2 separate regions of the Mus musculus genome follow, and region 2 is linked to region 1. Evidence: chromatin loops called from intact Hi-C (ENCODE). Cell type or tissue: heart. All regions are shown on one strand. Each heading gives the region's core, and the rest is flanking DNA. Links, peaks and the distances in the headings are about the cores only. Region 1 holds the start of Homer2 (homer scaffolding protein 2). Region 2 overlaps Homer2 (homer scaffolding protein 2).

Region 1 (8,888 bases), core at 4,155-6,654:
AAATCAGCTAAAGTTGCAACAGCCAATAGGCTGCCTTTTCTGTTGGCCTTTTATAGATGGCAAGATGATTTATAGATCGGTGACAGCACCTGGCCTGAAAAATTAACTCACATCACAATAAAAACCAAATGGCTTAGCATTAAAACAAAACTGCATCCAAACCATCCCTCTCTCTTGGCCCTGTGACTCCCCACTTAAGGAAATCATATAGAAGGTCCAAAAAACATCACCCTTTTCCTCCTGGCACCTGAGCAAGGCTCCCACCATGCAGATAGTAACCCAATCAGAAAATATGTATGGCAGGCCTGTGAGGAAACTGTGCCACGAGTTGGGGTGCAATGGTGAAAAGGTGGGTCCCATCTTCCTGGAATAGTTAAGGATGATGGAGTATAAACAAGTCAACAAAGCCCAGGTAATCACAGCTGTGCTATGGCAAGGGCCTGCAGTCTACACAGGCGGGGCTCTGAGAGTCCTGGGAAGCAGTCCTCTTGGGGTGGTGGCCGGAAAGACTGATCCTGATGTCAGTGTATGAAGGAGGGCAGAAGATGTCTGCAAAGCCAGGGTACAAGGATTTCAGGCATCCAAGGCCCCAGGAATATGGATGAACACATTCCCAGTACTGCAGAGAATTCTATCAGATAGTGCTGAGCTAGGATGTGCTCTTGTACTGATGTAGAAAGGAAGAAAGTGGACCTTAGGAAAGGTGGGGAGAGGTGGGACGAAGGGGTCCTCCATAAAGGAGGCCAGGAATCTTCAGAATGTGGTAGGTGGCCCTGCAGAGTGACTGGTGACACTGGAGATAAGGTAGAAAGAAGCCCGAGCCTTTGTCCCATGAAGAGTGTTGAGACAGGAGAGTGACAAGATCTGATTTGCAATCTTAAAAGCTAGTCACTTGGCTCCTAGGAAAAGACTAGACTGGCAGTAACCCAGTGTGGAAGCTGGGGGTGGGTTGAAAAGTTTATTTTTCCAAGAGGAAGGCAGTGATGGGCAGGACTAGAGCCAGCACTGTGGTTACTGTGTGGAGTGAGCATGCTCCAGACCTATTTGAGAAGTAGAACTCACAGGGCCAATGACAGCCTAGATATGGGATTGGGGAGGCGGGAGGGGGTGGAGGTGGGTAGGGAGGTGGGGAGAACCAGGTATGACTCTTGGCAAATTATCAGAAGGGCAGTGGGGCCACTGACTGGGTGGGATGACAGAGGGAAGGTGAACTCCGGCAGCAACAGCAAGAACCCCAGAGATGGACGAACTAGAAGCACAGGCCTTTCTCAGAAATAAAAATGTAGGGTTGATGATATATAGGCAGTGATGTTTAAAGCCCTGTTGGTGATGAGGGTAAGTTGAGGAATTGGATAACATGACCTGGAAAAAGAGTGGTGACCCAGAAAGGGGACCAGGAGCAGCTCCTGAGCATAGCCACCACTGGGAGTCAGACAATGGAGCAACCAGTGGGAACACTGAGCCTCAGAACCAAGGGAAAGGAAAGGCAGATGGGTGTGATGTCAGAGGAGCTGAGAGGGGCTAAGAGGGGAGCTCGCAAGGAGAAGGGCAGGCCTCCAGTGAGGAACACCGAGGAGGGGTGGGAGAAGAGAGGGGCTGGCATCTAGAAGCTACTATGCTGGGGTGAAGGCAGAGGCCAGACTAGAGTATGGAGGACAAATGCACTATCTGTGAGATGTTGTCAGAGGGACAAGGAGATGGACCAGAAGCAGGACAGGTATGCAGGATCAGGAAGCGGAACAGCCACTAGCTACACGCTGCTACTCAAGTCACACCCTGAGTCACAGTAGGTGCATTAAAGTGCCCCGTAGCCTCAAGTGGCTGATAACTGACCTTAAGGCTACAGCACATTCCCAGTGCTGCAGAGAGTTCTATGGGACAGTGCCGAGCTAGAGTGTGCTTCTGACCTGATGCTGAGGGGAAGATAAGAAAGAAAGAAAGCAATCTTCCCAGAAGGTGAAAGGGTCTGGGCAGAGTCTACATCAGTAGAGAGCTGTCGGGCCATCAACAAACAGGCAGGAAAGAGTAACAGCTAATATATCCGACTTTGGCTACTTTGTGGGTTCTTCTTTCTTCCATCCTTCTCCATTCTTTTTCCACCTTTCAACCTCCTAACACTAGATAGGAGAGAAAAAAGGATGGAGGGGAAAGCGGGTAACATTATTGTTAGACTATTTCCTAATGGTTAGGGACATCAAGTTCCTTGGGGGCAAGTTTGATCTTCACCACCAGAATATCTAATTTCCTCTTGATGTTTCTTCTTTGCACATGACTACTTAACAACCTGCTACCAACCAACAACCCACACCCTCTTGGGGCTCTAGCATTTATACCCTCTGAAAAGTCCCCAAAATGCCAATAGTCAGACAATCGCAGAGACTATCTACTGCAGGCAAAATCACACCCCTGCCAGAGGACAAGGCAAATCACAATCAGCTGCTGTGGACAGTCTGAAGGAGCCCCGTATCCCACACCTGGGATTAAAACGAAAACATTCTTACAATATTTCTGTGTTTTGTAAAGAAACCAAAATTCTTACTATAAGCTTCCTTCTTGCTGTAGGAAGGGCAGGAAGATGGAGGGAGAGGTTCCTTTGGTCTGTAACTGCCACTTGGTCCAAGAAAGAGGAGCCAGAAGCATGGACAAAAAGGGCGAGCAACATCTGAAAGGAGCCAGTTGAAAACAGCTGCCTCAGGGAGGGAACGGGAGCAAACACTGGAGATAGCACATACTTAATGCAGAACACTTCGCAGAAGGAAAAGGGCAGTAGACACCTAAGGGGGAATAGAGCCTCACCAAAGAAAGGAAACCACTCAGGCAGTTGGTTTTTATTTCCTTAAACCCATGTCTCATCTGTCTACACTGCAGAGCCCTGAGGAGGTCTGACAAAACTCTAGCCAGGTCTGCCACAGGCTGCTTCTTGTTGGTGCTTCCCTCCCATGCTCATCCTGTACAACTCCCAGAAAGGATGGCAGTGGTTCTATCTTTTATTAAAATGGCTCCCTCCATCCACCTCCTCCGTCTAAACTATTTATCCAGCCTTTAGCCCCATCTCAGTTTATAACCATGGCTTGTACAGTCACATAAACTACAGAAGAAAATATATGGTAAAATGGCAGGGAGAGGTAAGAGCTACAAACCAGCCATTCGCTACAAGAAGTGAGTAATACCCATTTATTGAGTGATGTTAAAATGACATGAAAGACATGTGCTGCGTTTAAACAAAATGCCCAAGCTACTCCTCCCTGCTTTTACACAAACAAAAATTATTTTCTGGAATTTTCTTTGAGCTTTTATGAGTAAATGTTTTCATTCCCACAGACCTATTTTAACCCCAGAGTTTCAGTATTTGTTTCTGATTTGCAAGTAGGCTCACTGGTTTTGTGTCACCCGAGGGGGAGGGGCAGAGGAAGAGTTAAAATCACCAGGTCCTTTTACCTTCCACGTGTGCCAACTCCTTCCCAAAGCTTTTGTTTTTTAACTATGAAACCTGAGCGTCTCAAAGATTCCTTCTGCTCAAAGATGAGTTCTTTCATATCTGCTGAGAGATGGCTGAAAATGTTACAAAAATCTGCCTTCTGGGTAGGATGACTGTCTATCTCTGGCCTCCCAGTCGTCCAACATAAGTCTCTTGGATAGGCATCAATATTCCTAAGCAAACTTCCGATGGGCCCTCTGTCCCCCTTGTTCCATCTTGGCGTCCACAGCCATCTGCTCTCCTACCCGGAGCTCTACCTTGCTTGCCTCTGCTCCCTCCAAAACTCTACCAGCTCCACGGAGAAAGCCACTCCTGAGGCTTGTCTGGAGCTAAGCACAGTAAAGCCACTGCCCCATAGGGGCTGGTGGGGCCACCAGGGCGATCATGACTCTTCCCATGGCACCCATCCCCAAAGGGAAGCTAGTTCTCTAGACCACCTACACAGCAGAGGCCTCTGGGCCCCATGAAAGGCTGTTTGAAGAACACTGGGCTCAGCAGCAGAAGACAGACCTCTGATGTCCTTAACCATCCTCATGGCCAGTCAGGCAGTGGCCTAGCTTCTGCCGGTGAGCAACCACACACTAAGTATTCCCCTTTTACAAATGTATCAGCTGTTCAAGCTGGGAGAAGTCTCCCAACTAAACCGGCCTCAGTTTCCTCTTGTGGAGAGCAAGCACACAAACCATATCTCGCATAGAGACTGAAACACCATGAGTGTGCGCTCACATCGGCGAGCAGATGTAAAGAGTTACTGTGTTATTAGCACAGTGGCTCCTGACTCACAGCGCCTACTGCTCGGAGAGACGCCGAAGAGAAATCAATCCTGCTTTTAAAATTACTTTATATACTCAGGAGCATTAGTCACTTCAACTGAGTGCTCCAACTTCCCTCCCAAGCATCTGGAGCCTCACCTAGGTGCCTAACAGATTGTCGCATCTCAACGCTGCCTACAAGTCCACTATTCCTACGCTGAAGGGTTATTATTGGGTGTGTTTCCTTTCCAGGAAAACTTCGATTTCTATGTCGCTGGCTGTAAATGCAGCCGTGAAGAAAGGCAAACTGCTTTTCACACTCACAAACCCAGGCCCTGGAGTTGCTCGCGCTAGGGGCAAGGAGACCGCGGAATGGCCGAGGCGCCGAGACCAGCCCGGGTGCGGGTCCCCGCCAGGTGTCTCCGCGCCCGGCTGGCTGAGACGGGAAGGGCCGTGGGCTCCAGGCGCAAAGTCCGCGCCCAGGCCGGGGGCGCCCCGAGCTCCCGCCGCAGCACGCGACCGGCGGCCCGTAGCCCCTCGCGGGCGCTCCGCGAGCTCACTCACCCCATCTCCGGCGCTGCTCGTGCGGCCGCTCCGACGGGGCCCCTGGCGTTCGCTCTCCGCCCGCTCGGCAGCTGCTCCCCGCGCGGCACATGCGGCGGCCCGAGTGCGCCCGGCTCAGCCCCGGCGCCGTTCCATTCCGCCGGCTGCGCGGCTGCTCTGCCGGTGTCGGGGCCGCCGCCAGGCGCGGGCGGGCGGGAGGGCGGGGGCTGGGCGGCCGGGGGCTGGGCGGCCGCGCTCGGGCGGAGCCGCCGGTCCCTCCCGCCCGCTCCTTACGTAACCTCGTGGCCCCCGGGCCGCCGCCGCCCGCCTGGAGCTGGGGGCGCGGCAGCGTGTGCAGCGTCCCCCGCGCTGCCGCGCAGTCGCCGCTTCTTCCAGCAGCCCCCTCCTCTCCTGTGTCGACCCCGCACCCGCGCGCCCTGCCAAGCTTGGCGCCGCGCCTCGGACGGGATGTCCCACCTGCTGGACTTGAAGTCGCAGCTGGCAGGGACTTTTTGGCCACCTTTAGTTTGCAGATGAGGGAACCGAAGCCCCCCAGGGAGGAGAAATGATGTGACCAAGGTCACAGTCTCAGATTAGATCTCACGTCTCCAGAGTCTGAGATGGGCAGGACCACGATTTGCTCCCCACCCCATTTAATGCCCACCTTCGTCTTCCTGCCCACCTGTCTGGCTGAGTGGCCTTAAAATCCTGGAGGGTAAGATGGCAAGGAGGATTCTGTAGCCCAAAGCAGGTTCCCTGAACTCTTCCCTGGGTAAAGACAGAAACGCACACCCTCAGCATAGCGAGTTGGCAAAATTTGAGAGGCTTCCTTAAGCTTGGCTATGATTCCCTACCAAAGGCCAGCACTGGAGCCAACCTAACCATCACCCCACACTGGGCCTTCCACGGGATTGTCTTCGGCTGAGCACACATTGCCCACACAAGCCTGGCATCTCTGGACAGACAGGGACTGGGAGGAGAAGGCAAGGACAAGCAACTGGAATAGGGCCACCACCGTGCCCCTGCCCTCATTTCCCTTCAGGCCACTGTGACTAGCTACCTAGCTCCTTCACCTCACAAGAGCACCCACCCCATTTCTAAACGGTGGTCAGTAATTTCTGAAATACAAGTTGATCTGAGGCTCCCCTCCCACTGTCCTTGGGATGAGCCTGGCCAGTCCACTACCACCTCCAGCCCTCTCACTTTGCCCTTGCTCGCCGCACTCCAGCCAGCTGGCCATTCTCTCAGCCTACCCACGTGCTCTTCTTTCTGTCTGGGAAGATTTTTTTCCCCTTCATTCCTACATGTGCTTCAGATCACTGTTACACTGTCGCGTCCCTTAGGGGCTTAACCGAAGGCCGTGGATGGCATTGTTCCGGTCCATTTTTCTTCCTTGCACTTACTGTTAGTAGTATCTCGTGTAAAATTATTGGTTTAATATTCCAGACACACCTGCAAACTCTTAGAAAGATGTGGCTTTTTGCCCATAATTGTAACCTCTACTACCTACAATGGGAATTCAAAGTCTTCCACCAATATTTGTTGAATGAATAAGTAAACAGACCAAGCCCTATCTATACAAAATTGGTCAGGATCTGTGCACACAGGTGACTCTGTTTAGAGCCAAGACTAATGAACAGTCAGCCCCAGAGGAAGTTCTTCTAACACAAGCTGAATTCCAAAGACCAGGGCTGTGCCAAGGTGCTGAAGGGAAGGGGTCACTGGTAAAGTCCCAGAAAGAAGCCAGAAGTAGGAGGATCAAAAGCAGGAGCCAGCAAATGTGTGTTAGGGGTATGGAAAACAAGACTCTGAGCAAAGGAGCCCAGTGGTGTTCAAGCCCTGGCTGGGAGGTCCATCTCTTTGCTCCTCAGATAGACAGGGTGCACCCACATCACCTTGGCAGGATGCAATGAGGCCAAGCAGGTGGGGTGGTGAATCGCAGCCAGTGCTCTGTGGTTAAATTGGCTGTCCTCTGTGTAGAAGGCTCTGAGGGAAGAGAGAGAGGAAGGGTGGATCAAACTCAAGGTCTGGGAAGGGATGTGCTTTCTTCACCTTCTCCAAGCTACTCTAGGAAGAGGGGTGTGGAGAAAGTGGACTCTGCTACTCTTCTCCTCTCCTTCAACCCAAGGCTTCCCGGGCAGTTCTCTCTGATGGCTCCCTACTCCGTCTCATTTTCTCGAGTCATCTTCACTGCACTCTCTCATCATCTTGGACTCTTCCCAAGAGATGGGCATTCACTTCCCAGTTAGAGGTCTTGCTGGCAAACACTTACTGTGGAGCATCACTCCTCCCTGTGATCAATACCCTAGTTGACAATGGAGAAGGCTGAAAGGAAGAGACTCTGTGCCCGTGGCTAAGGCCAGGCTAGAGAGAGTCTACATAGGCCAGTTAGCTGGGTATAAAAGGTGCCGGTGGTGAGGACAAAGCTGAGAAAGAAAGACCGTGGTCTTGGAGAAAACAGGGGAGAGTGTGATCTGAGCCTAATAGATGAACTAGTCCTGGAGAAGGGAAGAGGTTTTGCCTCAGGCAGGAAAGGCTGGGGCAAGATTTACCTGGAGAGCCTCTGAGGAAGCAAGGACACCTAGTGAGCATGCAGGAGAGAACAGATAGGAGAGAAGTAAAATTAGAAACAGAAGAATTGGGGCTAGAGAGATGGCTCAACCATTAAGAGCTCTGACTGCTCTTCTGACGTTCCTGAGTTCAAATCTCAGCAACCACATGGTGGCTTACAATCATCTGATAATGAGATCTGACACACTCTTCTGGTACTGTCTAAAGACAGCTACAGTGTACTTAGATATAATAATAAATACAGAGTTGAGCAGGCTCAACTGAATTCAAATTCCAGCAGCCACATGATGGCTCACAACCATCATCAGTACAGCTACAGTGTACTCACATACATAAAACTAAATAAATCTTAAAAAAAGAAAAAGAAAAGAAAAGAAACAGAAGAATTACAGCCAAACACTAGGCAGAGCCAGGGGAACCCCATAAGAAGACAGGGAGAAAGGATTGTGGGAGCCAGAAGGGTCAAAGATATCAGGAGAACACAGCCCACAGAATCAACTAAGCAAGGTTCATGGAGCTCACAGACACTGAAGGGACAATCAGATCCTGTATGAGTCTGAACTAGGGTCTCTGCATATATGTTATAATTGTGTAGCTTGGTGTTCTTGTAGGACTCCTAACAGTGTGTGGGGGGGTGTCTTTTGCCTGCTCTTGGGACCCTTATCCTCCTACTGGGTTGCCTCATCCAGCCTTGATATAAGGGTTTGTGCTCAGTCCTATTTTACCTTGCTTTGCTGTGTTCGGTTGATATCCCTACTCCTAGGGATATTCTTTTTCTGAAGAAAAATGGAGAAAGGGTGGTTCTCGGGGAGAGGAGAGGTCAGGAGGAATGGAGGAATGGAGGGAATGGAAACTGTAAGAGTAATAAGAAAAAAAAACCATAAACATAGGAGTTGGGAAAAAATTTTAAAAACAGAGTGTTAGACAAAGCTGTAGTTGGAAATAGGGCGAGTGCTGCTTCTGAAGGCTGGAGGCCACACTCTGACCACCATAAGCTCAGGGACTCAGAACATTTGTCATTCTGTGCGGGTATCAGATCTGGTGATCACTGGGCACAGACCTTGGGCTGAGGATTCTGCGTCCTAACTGGACCAGATCAGATAACCTTGAAGAGCTTGTCAGCAAGCTATAGCCAAGTCAGTAAAGTAAGGAAATGAAGGGACGGCTGCAGCTCAGTGGCAGCATGCTTGCCTGCATCCCCAAAGCCCTGAGCTCCACTACTAGTGTCACAACAAATGGAAACAGAGCAGCTCCCTCGTGCCTACTAGCTCGCCAGAGACTCCTGGGCAAAGAAGCACCATGCAGACTCTGTGCCTAGCAAGCTAGTAGTACTCCATAACTTGCTGGCTTCTTGCTCTCAAGGGCTAGCTTCTGGAGATGCGAGGCAGGAAAAAGGTAAGTTGAGCCTCTGAGACATCTTTAAAGTTATGACTACTACTAGTTGTAGTAGTAGCAGTAGCGGTAGTAGAAGTACTTATTGTGTGTGCATGCTTTGTTCAAGTGCAGATATTCATGCTATGGTGCACATGGTGTAGACAGCTTTA
Region 2 (8,888 bases), core at 2,080-4,579, 54 kb before region 1:
AGGAGGAGGAGTAGGGGGAGGAGGAGGAGGGAGTGGAGGGGAAGGAGGAGGACAGTATCCCTGTGAGTGGTTTCTGCAGCCCACACTCCATTTAGCTGCACTACCTGGAGGCTGCTGGGCAACTGGCCTAATGAGCAATTTGCTTAAAATGAAATTCTTCGTTGAGAGTTTTTACATTGCTGTCAAGAGTTCTATTTTTTTCCTGACACCCTGTTGGCATTTGTGGGGGTGAGGGACTCTTTGGAACTAATTCATTTTAGAAAATTAAAAAATTTTATTTTGGGAGAATCTGCATTGATTTTAGGATTCTGTAACCCACTTGAAGCTTAATATTCAGTATTTCTCAGATTTGGGGAGCTGTTTTGAATGACAGGATTATTTTATAGCCTTGGAAGCATCGCCAGTTCGCTTTTGAAACCTGTAAGGACTATGCAGTTTAGAGAGGCTGTCAGGATTTCTGTAGACCCTCCGTCTAGTCTAATCTTTACCGAGTCTCCTTCCTGCTCTGACTGAACTCTCTTTCATCCCACATGCCTGTGAACACTTCCTCTGACTGCTAAAAAAATTAACCAAATTAACACATTATCTCTGTTTCTCTCTGTTTAGTAAAGAATTAATTAGGTCCTGACAATAGAGATTAATAACTAAGACAGGTTTTTAAATTATAATAGAATCCACTGCACAGTCATGCTTTGAGATATTTGCTTAACAAAGTAACAAAAAAAATTGAAACACAGACTCATCACAAAATCTGCTTTTTAAAAAAAGGCTTTGTAGGCAAACTCCAAAATTCTTCTAAGTTCAAAATAAGACAAAAACTGGGGAGGGGAGCCACCAGCATGCAAAAATAAAGTCACAAAAACACTATAGATTACTAAGTATTGATTAAAGATACAATTAAACCTAAAGGTTTGATTTTGGCTTAGTCAAATTAATTTTCAAAGTCCTGGCAATGTCAAAAGCGATGATAAAGAACAGGACACCTGAGTGGACACAGAAATTCAAAGGGCAGGGAACTCTCAAGTGGCTATGCTGTCAGTGAGGAGGGGTTGGGCAGGAGTCTCTGAGCTCTCTCCCATCCTGCCCCCCCCCCGACCCCCACCCCCACCCCCACCGCCTTCCCCCACACAGTGCCTGCAGAAGACTCATTACTGGAAACACAGCTCTCAGGGGGAAACTTTATTCTAGGAAAGCAATTTACTCGTTGAGCCTCGTACAAGGGATGTCAGATAATATCATGGATATTGGCATGGTGTTAGAGGAACTCAGGACCTCTGGAAGAGTCTGCGAAGAAGATAATGTCAATATTGCTGCTTCTAGAGCTGGTACTCCAGAGGAGCAGCTGGAGGCCGGCATCCCTGGGCCCTCTCTAGGCCCAGGGAGCAGGCAAAATACCAGTGGGAGTGTGGGTTACTCAGGCATTTCCATCAGTAAGTCTCAAGTTCACTCCCTGGCTTCACCCTAGATCCACACCCTTCCAGTGGCTGCATGACAGCTGTAGAAAGAAAAGGAAGATTCTTGCCACAGTGTTTCACATCTGTCGTCAAGAGTCCAAGCTGTGGAGTGCATATCCATGAATACCATGTGGGGAAGTCTGACGTCTGGATGGCCCAGCTGTGCCACTCACCAGCCAGCACTGTAGCTTTCTAATCATCTAAGTACAACACTGTAAAGGCATACGTTCTCAGGCAACGGCCTGCACATGTGAGAGAGGAGTTAGGTGAGCAGCTGTCGCCACAGAGAGCATGGGGGGACTAAATTATACTAAATCTCTGCTGTACTCTACCACAGCATTAACTGGCAGTCCGAGGGTCAGAGAAGAGCTCCTTTCAGGGATGGAGCCCCAGCTTTCAGACCTTCCCTCCTGCTCCCTCGCTGAGGAGGGGGATCTGGGACTGCTTACGTGCGCGCGCGCGCGCACACACACACACACACACACACACACTCGTGCACAAGAGCGCAAGGCGTGGACGAGGGTTTGCTAAACCTTCATGATAGCAATTAGCCAAGATTACTAAAATTACTAGCTCCCAAGCCTGTCCTAGCCCCTGGCACCTGACTCTCTAGTGAAAGGGCCTGGGGCCTCTTTGATAGGAGTTCTAGGTGCCTGGGGAAGTCCTGCCCTTAGACATTACCCAAGGATTCAGAAAACAACAGGGTCCCCACAGCCAGTGTCTCTCATCTAGGATGACACGGTTGACAGTGACTCAATCTACTCCTGAAAAGTCTCCTACAGCTCTGGGGGTCAACAGTGGAACCAAGGACTGGTTCCATGGATGCAAAGGGTGAGGAAAGGGCTGAGGGGAGGCGGAGGTTCTCTGGTCAGAGAGCAGAGGCAGTGTTCTCATCAGGGAGGAGGGAGGGAAGGTAGCGAGTCTGCTGTGTTCCAGCAATGACTTTCTGTATGTGCTGTGACCTTAAGACCTGTAGGAGTGAGGACACGAGGCAGTCAAAGGGAAGAAGACTGGAAGGCAAGGTAAGATGGCAGAGCTTTGTGACTTAGAATATGGCCAAAGTGGCCTGCTGTCTGCTTGGCATGACTTGGCAAAGAGAACCCTCAGACAAGAGGCTGCCATCTCCAACTTGGCCTTCTCAGCTCTGGAATCTGAAAACCTTGAGTTGCCTCCAGGACCTCAACCTGGAGTTGGGGGGGAGGGGGTACAGCAGGCTCATCTGGCCATAGCCCAGTCACCAGAGCCAGGCTTTCTACAGGGAGAGGCCTAGGACGGGCACTGCTGGGACTTCCATCACATCCATCCTGAAACTGATCACTATACCAAAAAGCCAAGGCCCTGCTGAGGCTACAGAGCTACCTCCCTTGGTCCTGAGAGCCCAGCAAACAAAGATGGTGATGAGGAACGGGGTTTAGGGGGTGGGGATGGAGATGGGACTGGAGAGGACCTGGACCTGCACAGCCATTCTGATAGCAGTTCAGTGCCCACCCAGCAAGTCACCCACAGGACTGGGATTTCCACATGAATAACCCAATCTGAGAGCACTGGGGAGTTTCAAGCTATTCTTCTGATATTCAAAAAGTCTAATGTTATTTCAAGAAGAAGGAAAAAAAAAAAGACCAGGATGAAAAGAACAGCCAGGCGCTGACATTTACCAACTGCTTAGCATTCTGCATATGGGATTTCTCATTTAAGATCACAATAATCCTGTAGAGCAAGTGCTGTACAGGTGGGAGAGAGAGGCTCTGAATGGCCAGGAGGCCTGCCTGGGTCACACAGTGAGTGGCATATCTGAGAACTTTAACTCTCTCTTAACCATGTAACACAGCAGCTGTGTGTAGTATACAGGCTCTCACGTGGCTCCCGATGTCATCTCCCCCTGAAGGTGAGACTTACTTTGTTGTTTGGCCTTGTTTGTTTGATTAAGAGATATTGATTGGGGTCCAGGGCTGTTTTTTTTAGGCAGTTCGTCCCCAGGGACCCCAATCTGTGATTCTCCTCCTTCAGCCTCCTGCATAGGATTATCACTACTTAGTCTGACACTTAACCAACAGAATACGGCAAAGGTCACAGGTTGTCATGCGTGTGACTTGTTTCCAGCTGACTCTCCCTTGTCGGCTTTCAGGAACATTAAGAGTCCTGAATTAAGGCACTCCCGTATCCCCATTATCCCCAGGGGCCAACATTCTACCAACAACCATGTGAATTACAAACCAGATCCTTCTGCCATCAAGCCTTCCTGTGAGACTCCAGCCCCTACCTGATCACAGTACCTGACACAGGACTGCATCCAGGTAAGGGGCATCCGGACTCCTGCCTTACAGAGATATGGCTTGAGCAGCTAACGTCGTAGTTTACTACAGTGAGCTAGCTAACTAATACACTGTCCTTCACAGGACGTCTGCAATGTCCTCATCAGCTCCTCCTCACAGCTGTGAGGGGACAGCGCTCTCCACACAGAGCTCAGGGTCCCAAGACCCTGCAGAGCAGCAAGAAGAACACAACTGGAGTGCTTTAAATTCAGAGAAACAGACCCCAACTCTGAGAGCTAATTTAGCCTCACCCGAGCAGGTTAAAGTGTTGTAAGTAGGACATCACTGTCAGGGCCTATATGTGTGCAAATCACACTAAGGAGAGTCTACAGAATGAGGGCTTCCCACCCAGGAGGCCACAGGCCCCTCCCATCAGGGACCATCGGAGGGGTGTGGATCAGAGAAACCACCTTCAAATCCAGTCTCATGCCTCTCTCCTTAGTGTGCGGTGCTCGGGGAGTATGTTTGAAATACACCCCATTCCTTCTCTGCAGCTTTAAATAGAAAGCAGATGTTTCCGGATGGCAAAATGCTTCCTCAGGCAGACAATATAACCTACTGTTCCCTTGCATAGTCTTTTAAAAGCTGAATAAACACCAATTGCTGCTCATTGAGCACATTTTGGAACCTGACAGTAATTGTCCCCAAGAATAATTAGACGCTCTGTGCAACATATGTACATTTGAAACATGCAACCCCCTCGGCAGAGCTACCACTTCGGCTTTGAACGATTTCTGGCTGCGTGTGAAGTAATTCTGCAAAGAACTGGCATGCCTACTTTTTTTTTTTTTCTTCTTCCAGAAAAGAAAGAAAAATGAGGTTTTAACTTGTCATAATCTTTCACTTGCTCAGTGCCTGGCTGTTTTCTGACATAAATCTATAAAGCCTCATGGCTCTTATTTTCCTGCCTCTATTTAATTTGAATTGCAAAAAATAATTCGGAAATTATTTGAGCAGCTATTTAAACATCTCAAAGGCTCATAACATTCCCCGTTTAGTCTTGACTCTTGAGCCCCTTCAAATAAGCATCCATGCAGTACTTAAAGGAGAGATTCCCCAGGCTAGATGGTAAGGTCTTACCTGGCCAGCAACATAGGTTTCTCTGTTCTACCCCTCATAGGACCAGCTCCAGGCTTTGGGAACACTCACAGGCTCCAGACTACCTACCTTGCTCTACCAGTTCGTGTGTGTGTGTGTGTGTGTGTGTGTGTGTGTGTGTGTGTGTGTTTGTGTACACATGCAAATGTGTGTGTGTGTATTGCTTTAAAAGTCAAAGAACAACCACAGGTACTTCCCACCTTTTGTTTGACACAAGAGTCACCACATAGGCCAGGCTAGGTAGCCAGGCAATAGGTAGGGCTCTGCCTGTCTCTGCTTGCCTCCCACCTCACCGTTGCTGGGGTTACAGGAGCATGCCACCAAGCATGGCTTTTACATTGGTTCAGGATGTAAAGACAGGGCCCTCAAGCTTGTGTGGCAAGAATGCCATCTCCCCAGTCCCTTGGCTCTTTCATTTAGGACTTCTGTTGTTTGGGACTACTGCGGGTCACTCAGGGCCACACACACACTAGGCGAGCATTCTACAACTAACTTAGCCCCAGTCCTTCTTCCAGCACTCATGTCCATGCCAACACAGGGACCATTTGGGGACCTAAAATTCCTCTCTCTGCTGGCTGTAAGTCCTACCATGGCATTTCATGAAGTCTCATGTGTAATCCACTTTTATTTTGTTTGCTTTGCTTTCATAGTTCCTAAGGCCTTGTAAATGTACATTACCAGGTCATACTCCTCACTCTCTCTGAGGATACCAAGCAAGGGCCAGAAACGTTGCTTACCTGGCCTCTAGCCAGCATTCCAGATGGCTAACAGGCCTCTTGCCGGTAAGGCCAAATACCCAGAGCCCAGATGGAGCGCTACCAGGGGCAGAGGAACACAGACAGAGATTCTTACATATTCTATCAAGCAGAAAATCTAATTCACACGTACACTGGCGTTCTACTCTCATGCAAAATCCAAATAGTATGGTTACCCCTATTTGCAAAATGACTGCACACGTGAACAGTAAAATTCAGTAAGGTGGTGAGGTACAAAATCACTATTAAAAAATAAACCAATGAGCACAGATAACCAGATAGAAATTACAATGAATTTTTTTTTTGTTTTTTTTGTTTTGTTTTGAGACAGGGTTTCTCTGTGTAGCCCTGGCTGTCCTGGAACTCACTCTGTAGACTAGGCTGGCCTCGAACTCAGAAATCCACCTGCCTCTGCCTCCCAAGTGCTGGGATTAAAGGTAAACTGGTCGTGGTGCTGCACACCTTTAATCCCAGCACTTGGGAGGCAGAGGCAGGTGGATTTCTGAGTTCGAGGCCAGCCTGGTCTACAGAGTGAGTTCCAGAACAGCCAGGGCTACACAGAGAAACCCTGTCTTGAAAAAATCAAAACAAAACAGAACAAAAAAAGAAGTATGCAAAAAAAAACTATATTAAAAAATAAAACTTCCACCAAAAATAAAAATAATAAAAAATGTAAAATCTTCAAAGGTACATTGAAGAAATCATTAATAAATATGACATACCCCATTCTCACATAAGAAAATCAATATGAAGATGTCAATTGCCTCTAAATTAATATGTAAGTAATATAATGAAAATATCAGCAGGATTATTTTTAGAACTAGACAAGGTCATGTGTATAGAAAACTCATTATGTGAATAAGACCAAAAACTAAAAAGTCTGAAAATGAAGAGCAATGGGAGAGACTTAGCTGTATCAGATGCTGAAATGTATTATTATAAAGTTAACAGCAAACAAAAGTGAAGTGCCAGCAAATATGCAGACACATGCAAGGGCAAGAACAAATTCTATACATAGAAGCCTAAAAAATGGTGGGCATGATACAAGCACTTCTGCCCATTTTCAGGGACAAAGGATTATTCTTGTTCCAAGAATGCACAAGTACTTGTCGGACTTGACCCCACCAAGCCTGAACCTGAAGCCCGCCTCCCTGCCCCATCGGAGCCCCTTCTGGTGGACCACAGCTGCCTTGCTGGGTTAAATTATTCTGACTACATACTACCAGACAGCTAATTATCGCACCTCATAAATCAGAGGCCTCGGAGTAAAAGCATTTGTCATAAATTCTCCTCATCCACCGACAGGGGATTTCCCTTTAGGTCACATTTACACCAGAGAGTAGAAGAGACAAGTGCCCCCAATGAAGATGACAGACTTGATTAATGATGCTACGTATTCCTCAGAGTGTCCAGCAGTTTGTAAAGAGCATTCAGCACACGTCCTCCTATTGAGGTATAGGTCTAATTAAGTTCCATAGGCCAGGGGTTGCCCCGTGCCCAGGCACTGTGAATGGATGGCCAGTAGTAGAGAAACGAGCCAGGAAAGCCAGCATTTCCATGGGTGACTGTAAAGCTTCTCTGAGGATACAAAGTAACAAAGACCTTATAGGGAGGGCGAGAAGGTGAGGAAAGGCTGAGGCTTCATCACCGACAGAGACTGGCAAGAACTCATTACAATGCAGTTTTAGGTTCAAATGGCACCTCTCCATACTTGCTTCCTCCAAACACATCCCCTCACCCCTAGACAGAGGTCTGGGTCTTATTCACTAGGACCCCTGGGCAGCTACAGAAGGGGTACCCGCAGATGAAGCCAAGATGTTGTAGAACACAACAGCTGTGGATCCTGAACACCATGCTAAGGAAATCAGTCTTTATCTCAGGGCCAGCATCTGTCCACTGTGCTCCATGGAAATTTTTATCAAAGCAATTTTCTCTTCCAAATGCATTTCTAAAAAATACATATGTAGGATAAATGTTAAATGGATTTAGATATTTGTTCCCATAATTATGTAATTGGAATTTTAAGAAGTGGCATTCTCTACCCAATCCTGCTGGGAAATCGCATGGATGCTATGTGATACATACATATAAGCTGCTCATGGGTATATAACCTGCACTTATAGACGACTTTAGGCATGCATGGGACATTCTATCCACTATGTACTGCCTACAGAAAGCACTTTAAGATTTCAGTACAGACTCATCATATTCTGTAGAAAGCATATTGAACATCTAAATCATTCTATTACAAAAACCATTCCAGGGCTGAGGATATGGCTAAAATGATGGCGTGCTTGCCAAGCACCCATGAAGTCCTGGCTTCAATCCCCAGTACTGAGTAAGATGGGTACGACTGGCACATGCCTGTAATCACAGTACTTAGGAAGTGGAGGCAGGAGGATCAGAAATTCTAGGTCATCTTTTGGCTACATGGTAAATGTAAGGCCAAGTTGGGTTATATGAGATCCTATTTTCAAAAGAAATCAAGGTGAGTAGAACAAGTTTTGAATTAAAAAAAAATCAGAATTTTACAGTTTATATGCTGTGAACCCCACCACACAGAATTGGAAAACACCCAAGTAATCATTTCTGGGAAAGCAGGTGGCCTGTTTGCCAGACTCACACAATTAATGATCTCTGGGACAGTCTAATTCAAGCAAGTGAAAATTCTCACTGAAGGAACAGTCTGTGTTCTTCCTCTTGTTACAACACATCTGTGCAGGCAGATTTTCATATTAGGCTACAGTGAAACACAGTATAACCCACTTTATGCTATACAAGGCTGTGACTTGGAAACACAATTTCTAATCTTAACTAATGAGAATTTTTTTAACACTAAGAAAATAATGTTCTCAGTTTTAAATGTTGAGGGAATCTATATTCACCTAAAATAAAAAAATAAATTAGATGTTTGAATAAGTAGTCTCTCTGAATAAACTAGAATTTTCTTTGATGTTTTATACTGATTTTGTTAAGAAGTATTTACAAGTAAGTTGACCAATCGGTAGCAATGAATTCATTTGTGAGGTCATGCCTTGCAGTGTCTTGCCCACTTTATCTTGGAGTATATCAAATCTTATGATATGTTGCTCTCCTATTAATATACCAAAATGAATCAGGGGTGATTGACACATGCCAGCTCTAGCTAAGCAGAGACAGAAAGATTACCTTAAGTTTGAGACCAACCCTGTATATATAGGAAGTTTCAAGCTAGCTAGAACTATATAGTAAGATTCTGCCTCAAAAAGATGTTTAATAAGTGGGCATGG

Evidence for each region. A loop is a pair of places that touch in the nucleus more often than their neighbours do. Peaks named below come from ENCODE experiments on the same cell type or tissue, not always from the same donor. Only the 100,000 strongest peaks of a DNase experiment are listed, where the experiment ranks them.
Region 2: it touches region 1 in a loop (5-fold over the local background); 10 of 42 quality-filtered maps call a loop at or near these places.

The regions. Positions count from the first base shown.
Region 1 is chr7:81,701,965-81,710,852 of GRCm38, forward strand. It overlaps Homer2 (homer scaffolding protein 2), which reads right to left and starts at 4,961. Exons shown (of 9, transcript NM_001164086.1): 1 at 4,795-4,961. The coding sequence starts at 4,799. It overlaps Gm32579 (a long non-coding RNA gene), which reads right to left. Exons shown (of 2, transcript XR_391652.2): 2 at 6,188-6,759. In heart, for the core only: no CTCF peak of the experiment used is centred there; DNase peaks (open chromatin) are centred at 5,207, 5,687 and 5,987; H3K4me3 peaks cover 1,618 bases; H3K27ac peaks cover 1,626 bases; H3K27me3 peaks cover 939 bases.
Region 2 is chr7:81,649,884-81,658,771 of GRCm38, forward strand. All of the region lies in intron 1 of Homer2 (homer scaffolding protein 2), which reads right to left. Among named protein-coding and RNA genes, the nearest start is that of Gm51279, 41 kb to the left of the region's middle. In heart, for the core only: no CTCF peak of the experiment used is centred there; no DNase peak of the experiment used is centred there; H3K4me3 peaks cover 804 bases; H3K27ac peaks cover 1,651 bases.